Linked DNA regions of Homo sapiens: region 2 is linked to region 1. A link is a contact called in ENCODE Hi-C or POLR2A ChIA-PET data. All regions are on one chromosome and are shown on one strand. Each heading gives the region's core, a stretch centred on a gene start or an enhancer-like site at or near the end of the contact. The rest is flanking DNA. Distances are from core to core; before and after follow the strand shown.

The links. A loop is a pair of places that touch in the nucleus more often than their neighbours do. ChIA-PET counts read pairs that join two places held with the same protein, here RNA polymerase II (POLR2A). Pooled maps may share reads with other maps.
Region 2: a map of PC-9 shows a loop between it and region 1 (4-fold over the local background). The contact joins the enhancer-like site here to the promoter of LINC02940 in region 1. A Hi-C loop is called at or near these places in 8 of 168 maps with a recorded cell type or tissue (HepG2, MCF 10A, PC-3 and 5 more), 1 of 37 single-sample maps with no recorded cell type and 8 of 50 pooled maps. POLR2A ChIA-PET finds 5 or more read pairs at or near these places in 2 of 52 experiments (AG04450 and PC-9).

What each region holds. Positions count from the first base shown.
Region 1 is chr21:39,016,650-39,020,584 of GRCh38, forward strand. LINC02940 (long intergenic non-protein coding RNA 2940) reads right to left here and starts at 2,607. Exons shown (of 7, transcript XR_007067867.1): 1 at 2,349-2,607; 2 at 1-1,132. RefSeq lists an enhancer at 542-611.
Region 2 is chr21:39,124,579-39,128,403 of GRCh38, forward strand. It overlaps the pseudogene RPL23AP12. Among named protein-coding and RNA genes, the nearest start is that of LINC02943, 42 kb to the left of the region's middle. RefSeq lists a silencer at 1,445-1,504. Within about 2 kb of position 1,438, at least 6 of the 41 ENCODE cell types and tissues checked have a DNase peak (open chromatin) inside an H3K27ac peak, as active enhancers do.

The sequences.
Region 1 (3,935 bases), core at 1,357-3,856:
GAGCCAAGATCGTGCCACTGCACTCCAGCCTGGGTGACTGAGCGAGACTCCATCTCAAAAAAAAAAAAATGCTATCCACAAAGTTGGATAAGTACAGAAACATTGTCCCAGGAAATGAAGCCAGTGATTAGGGCAGGGGTTGGCAAGTGTTTTCTGTAAGAACCACATAGTAAATATTTTCGGCTTTTACTGGCCCATTTGGTCTTTGTTGCAACTGCTCAACTCTGCCATCAAAATGCAGGCAACAGCCGTGGATAATATGTAGTGAATGGGCATGAGCATTGTCTTAGTTAATTTTCTGTTGCTTAAAACAGAATGCCTAAAACTGGGTCATTTATAAAGAAAAGGAATTTATTTCTTACAGTTATGGAGGCTGAGAAGTCTCAGGTCAAGAGGCCACATCTGGTGAAGATCCTCTTGCTAGCCAGGACTCTCTACAGAGTCCTGTGGTGGTTGGTGCAGGGCAACCTGTGGTGAGAGGACTCAAGTCTCACTTCCTCTTGCTACAAAGCCGCCAGTTTCCCTGCCACTGTCTCCCTTCCTCTTCTTACAAAACTGCCAGTTTCCTTGCGATGATAAACCACCAATCCATTAATGCATTAATCCATTAATCCATGAATAGATTAATCCATTCATGAGGGCAGAGTTCCCATGCCCCCATCACTTCTTAAAGGCCCTATCTCTTAATATAGTGACGTTAGAGACTAAGTTTCAACATGAGTTTTGGAGAGGACATTCAAACCATAGAAGTGTGTTCTAATGAAACCACGTTTATGGATGCTAAAATGTAAACATATAATTTTCATGTTCCACAAAATATTGTTCTTCTTCTGATGTTTTCCCACACTATTAAAATATAATACTATGACTAGCTTGTGAGCCACATGAAAAGAGGCGGCAGGCTAGATTCGGGCTGTGGGCTGCAGTTCGCTGGCATCTGCTCTAGGGCCACTCTCTCAGTAACAAAAACGTGCATTCGCCTCTAATAACACGCATGTACATGTGACACTACTCAAACAGTGAGCAAGCTGAGACTGAAAAACGTATCAGTTGACACTCCAGAATGTTCTTGCTGAAATCCTTCAGTGGATCATCTCATAAAGTCCTGGGAATGCACGCTGAGGCATCCAACCTAGAAAATGAGATGAGAAACTCCTGTAAGATTTGAGTGTTCTGTTAGCCCACCATCTCCAGAGATTAAATAAATAATAATAACTATGGTGCATTCAACATCTCAATCTGAGATGTTTTAGTAAAATGAAGGCATGCTCGCATGTATTCACAAAGCCTAGAGGTGAGAAATAGAAAAGATCTCAGTATTTCAAATCTGAGTAGCGCTGTGCTTGTATCATTCAGCTCAAAATCTGCAGAAGCACTTAGACCAGTTAAAACTGTGCAATGCGGTCAAGCGTTCAAATATTTTATCTCGATCAAGAAGGAGGATGTGGGATGATGTGGGATGCCCTGCATCTTCCCCTCCCTTTTTTCCTGGAGGGTTTGAAGCCATCCCAATTCATTTTTTTCCAAAGTCTGACAATAACTCAGTGGGTCATCCCAGCCTTGGAACGAGCCATTCCTGGATGCCATGGAAATTGTCTATGGGGGATGCCTCCCCAGCTATCTTCTGCAGCCTACATCTGGACCAGTCAATAATCTGAACCCTCAGCTTTCTGGATGTGAATCTTTCCCCAGACTAGCTGAGAACTAGGGGTTACTCAAGAATGCACTAAACAATTCTTCCCCCACTACCCTGTACCTCCACAATCAAAAGTGTTAGGGGCCAGGCAGGGTGGCTCATGCCTGTAACCCCAGCACTTTGGGAGACGGAGACAGGTGGCTCGCTTGAGCCCAGGAGTTCGAGATCAGTCTGGACAATATGGCGAAACCCTGTCTCTACTAAAAATACAAAAAAATTAGCTAGGCGTGGTGGTGGGTGCCTGTAATCCCAGCTACTCAGGAGGTTGAGGCAGGAGAATCACTTGAATCTGGGAGGTGGAGGCTGCAGTGAGCGGAGATCGCACCACTGCACTCCAACTGAGGCAACAGAGCGAGATTCCATCTCAAATAAATGAAGAAATAAAATGAAAATAAAAAAGAGTGTTAGGAATAAAGCCTGTCAAATCATCATTACTGCTCCTAAGCATCTCTGGGTGCTTCTGAAATTGCTGTTAGGCTATTTGCAAGACACTGAACATTCCAGAAAGTGTGCTAGAGCATTGAGAATTCCCTCAGGGACTGTAGCTGCAGACCTTGCTCTCACATGCAAGGTGACCACGTGGCCTGCACGTTCCAGGACAGTGCCTGCTGCAAACAGTCTACCCCTTTACCTTTTACATAACTGTACTCACCGATCAGGAAAACAGACCTTGGTCAGACAGAAGCGATGGTCATAATCTCTCTGCAGATGGACTTCTAACTACATTTCTTCAAATTGCAACAAATGTAAATACAATCAGTCATACACACTCTATGCTACCACCTTCTCCCATTTTAGGGTGTTGAAAGCCCAAATTAATCACGGCTGGGTGGGGCAACTCACACCTGTAATCCCAGCACTTTGGGAGGCCCAGGCGGGGGTGGATCGCTTGAGTTTAGGAGTTTGAGACCAGCTTGGGCAACACGGCAAGGCCCCATCTCTACAAAAAAATACAAAAATTAGCCAAGCATGGTGGTGTGCTCCTGTGGTTCCAGCTACTCAGGAGGCTGAGACAGGAGGATTGCTTGAGCACAGGAGGTCGAGGCTGCAGTGAGCTGTGATCACACCACTGCACTCTAGCCTGGGTCATACAGTGAAATCCCGTCTCAAAGGAAAAAAAAAAAGTCACATGTGAAAACTTCTGGAGAGTCCAAAGACAAACACCATAGCTCATGGGCCATTAAGACAATCTGTACAAACACTCAATGAACCAATATGAAGACAGAAATCCTGGTGAATTGTATATGTATTCCAGAAGATTAAAATCAGGAAGGCAAAGGAAAATGGAGAGCTGGCACTTGGCACCCATGAAAGACCCACTTTCCCTGCCCTACCAGGTGGCATTTCTCCTTCCCACCCTCAGGATCAGCCTGGCATCAGCGATTATCTCAGCCCACTGAGGCCTGGATGCTGCTGGCTGATTTTTGTCTCTGCAGTCAGGAGCCAACCACAGGCCTCCTGAACCTCCAGCACCCTGGCTCACCCAGGACAACAACACAGATCAACTCCCAAATAAATTCCTCTCTGTTGTCCTGCAATGTGCTAATTGCCCATAATGAGCACATCATAATAATTAAGGATGACTACGCCAAACCTTTGACTGAGGTAGCAATCCTTCACCCACAAATGGCAAGGCCTTTCCTAAATCTTAATTAAAGAGCACACCAGCCACCTGAGCTGAGGCAGAGTTCTCCCACTTTCGAGATGGGGAAAATGGAGGCTCAGGGTGGCAGGTTTCTTATTCTATTCCATAAGGCACACTTGTACATTTTAATTGGTTTAAATTAAGTGCTATACATAACCTATAAGGAGGTTGTTAAATAAATTGCTTAGCCGTTGCAAAGAATGATAGGTAGTTGTAAAAATTCATGTTTTGAAGACATGGGAAAATGCTTGTTATGGAATTTTAAGAGAAATTAAGAAAGATAAGTGTTGTATTTGTAGGACGGTCTTGGTCGAGTGTGAAAATACCCGTGCTGGTGTGTGTTTGTGTGTATCAAGAGTAGATCATAATGTTAACACGGGTTCGCAGTTTCTTGGGTGATTCAAGATGAATTTTCATGTTTTCTATACTTTTTTGTCATTTCCAGATTTTCTACAACAAACATTTAATCTTTTATAATAAGAAAAAGATACATGTTTTAAAGATTTTTAAAGGTATTTTACTTTTTTTAAAAAAAGATATTTTAAAAGACTTTCCTATTCTGTTTTAAATCAGGCTCCTTGGCCCTCCCTTATT
Region 2 (3,825 bases), core at 188-2,687, 110 kb after region 1:
TTCAAATACTCTTACGTGTCCCATTTTAAGAAAATAGAACCAACGTGTTTCCAGCAAATTGAACACACATGGACATTTTTTAATGAACTCCAGTCAGCCCATCTGTCAAAACTGAAGATGCTGGAGAAACCTAAGACTCCTCTAAAGTTACAGCCAAAAAGATGTGATATACCTCCAAGAACTGCACAAGGGATGCTGCTAGCAACACTTCAGTGTTGTGGTCAACAAAGAAGTGGAGTAGAGGAGGAGTTTCTCTCTTGCCCTTCCCTGCGAAGATCGCTTTCCCCAGCATCGTTCCCAAAAATAGCAGCCGAGCTTTTAAAACACACACACTCCAGATCTGTGCTCCTGGGAGAGCTTGTTCAACTCACATCCTGCATGTACACAGAGCTCTAAATAGAGACTCCTAACTCTATAAAGGAATTCCTTTTAAGGAATCCACCCAAATCTGTTAATAACCAATCGTAGAATAAACACCAAAGGATCAAGTGTGTGTGTGTGTGTGTGTGTTTGCACGTGTGCACGCATGCACATCAGTGCATCTAAGTGTGTATGGGGGTGAGGGACCTTCTCCTTCCAGAACCTCCCTCCTCCCACTTGTCCTGCCACTGCTACTGCCTACTCTGTAGCATAAGGGCCTGCAGACCAACAGGAGCCCAGGCAGCAAATATCACTCCTGAGGGCCCAGATAAGACGCTGTCACTCACCACATACCAAAGAAAATGATATATATATAATATACATAATATATTCAAATATATACAAATTTGTATTTGATATGTATACATTAATTTTATATAGTGATTATAGAGATAGATGATATGTTATATATATTCTGTTTCACTGTGCTTACACTATTTTCACTGTAGAAAAGGGACAAATAGAGGCTGCGGCAGGACGGAAGGGTCACTTGCTTTTACACTGTGTAACTTTTTGTGGCTTTGAATTTTGTACTTGAAAAAATTAATTTGTGTGTGTGTGTCCTGCAGGTAAACTGTTGTCTTCTAAAAAATTTCTGCTTGACTTCCTAATCTCCAGCAGGGACCAAAACTTTTTCAGGAGCTCAGCAAGCCCTCCCCTCCCCACCCATCCCCAACACACATGTACTCACACACATGCATGTCACACACCCACACAACACACATGTACTCACACACATGCATGTCACACACACACCCACGCAACACACATGTACTCACACACATGCATGCCATACACCCACACAGCACACATGTATTCACACATGTATGCCACACACCCACACAGCACACATGTACTCACACACATGCATGCCACACACCCACACAGCACAAATGTATGAACACACATAGGCCATACACACCAGACACACACACCACACTGACACACACACACACACACACACATGCATTTGTCAGGAAAGAGCCTTTCACCACCCGCTGAGACCCCTCCCGCAGCATTTCTGAGCCCAGGTGCAGGGCAGGGCTCAGCTGGCCAACCAGGCCAGCATCAGGTCACAATGAACTCGCAGCATGGATAGGAAAGGCCCAAGTCCTCTAAGCCTCAGAATTCAGTGCCACCTAGAGGCTCCTCTGTTGCATGATTTCTCAATTCTGAGTGAAAAGACAGGCCCAGCCACTGGCCTCATGAAACAGGAGGTGGTCCCATGAGCCTGTAATGTCCAAAGAAGGCACTCATATTTCTTATGAGGACTTGAGAGATTGGGGCTGCCTGTCCGAGCTGCTGGCCAGGTCCCCAAGACCTGGAAGTGCTCAGTATCCCCTCGCAATTTTGCCACTCTACTCAGAGTGCAAACTGGTCAATCACTTCTGGAAACTATCTGGCAATATCTATTTGAGTTGAGCATGTGCAGCCCCTCGGCACAGCAGTCACACTCCTGATCTATACCCAACATATATGTGCATATAAAACTCCTGCCCACCCCAGCTCACTGAAATAAGGCCCCTGAAAATCCCAGCCCCTCAGCTGGGCCATTCCCCCTTGCAGGGAAAGGGCTGGAGGAAGCTGGGAGCTCATGTTGCTCCCAGGCCCAGCAGCATCGCAAGTGTGGATGGCTCCCTCCATCCTGCCCCCTCTCGGTCCCCACCCTCTGAAGCAGCGGTTCTTAGCCAGGGATGATTTTGTCCCCTGGGGACATTTGGCAATATCTGGAGACATTTTTGCTTGGCATACCCGGGGAAGAGGATGTACTGGCAGCTGGTGGGTAGAGGCCAGGGGTTCTGTGCAGCATCCTACGGTGCATTGGGCAGCCCCACGTGAAGGAGCATCCGGCTCCAAACGGCAATAGCAATGAAGCCAAGATATTGTGCCTTAAGTTCTCAATGGCGGAAGAGTGGGTGTAAATTATTACTTATTTTAAATAATTGGGCATTTCAGCTAAAGATTTAGAATTAAAAAATTCTATTACAGGAGAATTCAGTTCTAAGGCAGATGCATTTATCTTGCATTTTAAAAGAACAAAGCTGCCTAATGAAAACGGCAGAGTGAGACCATGCACTTCCTGGGCTTTAGATGCATCTTTTTCCCAGCCTGGGAAGCTGTTCCATTCTCCAGCGAACACCACTTACTACCTAATGACTGTTCCCCCATGGACCTGTGAGTGCACTGAAATCCAAAGTTCTTATGCTGGATCACTCAAAGGGATAAAAATACATTTCTACTCATTCTTTTCTTCCCTAAAGGCAATGTCTTGTTTATCCTTCCTTGTCTCTAAATAGATAATTTAATCAAAATGAACTAGCCAGATGATCTACAATAATCAACATTAGCTGTGAAAATTGTTTATGGAACTACTCGCTACCCAGCACAGATGTATTCACATTTCCTTCATAGTGCCTGGATTCTACTAGACATCACAGAAGCACATTCCCTACAAATTAGTGATTATATATATTCATTGTTTTTTTTTTGTTTTGTTTTGTTTTTTTTGCCAAATGCTTTCTAGATTGTTGCCCTATTTGTTGTTTAAGAAATGCTGACCCTTTTCACAAGACAGTGCTGAAAGCGAAGAAAGAAGTTCCTGCCCCTCCTAAAGCCAAAGCCAAAGCAAAGGCTTTAAAGGCCAAGAAGGCAGTGTTGAAAGGTGTTCACAACCACAAAAAAAAGAAGATCCACACGTCCCCCACCTTCCGGCGGCCCAAGACACTGCAACTCCGGAGGCAGCCCAAATATCCTTGGAAGAGCACCCCCAGGAGAAACAAGCTTGACCACTATGCTATCATCAAGTTTCCGCTGACCACTGAGTCGGCCATGAAGAAGACAGGAGACAATAACACACGTGTGTTCATGGTGGATGTTAAAGCCAACAAGCACCAGATCAAACAGGCTGTGAAGAGGCTCTATGATATTGACATGATCAAGGTCAACACCCTGATTTGGCCTGATGGAGAGAAGAAGGCATATGTTCCACTGGCTCCTGATTACGATGCTTTGGATGTTGCCAACAAAATTGGGATCATCTAAACTGAGTCCAGCTGGCTAATTCTAAATATATGTATACCTTTTCACCATAAAAAAAAAGAAATGCTGAAGGCTCCTTTACTGTTTTATATATTAATTCAAGTTGTTCAAATGCAATCCAACTAAATTTTTAATTTGTCTCACTGTTCTCCTCTTAAATAATTAAGTATTATCCTTTGGAAAACTGAGTTTGATAAAAGAAACCAAAATCCAACAACTCAAAATATCTCAGCAGAAACCAACATAAGGAATCAGTATAATCCTCATTGGCTGCCCCCAGAGTCATTTAGGAAATCAACCTCAAAGTAAATGTAATCAATAATTTGCTTTAAATTCAAAAAGATGTGTACATCACAAACTAAAATT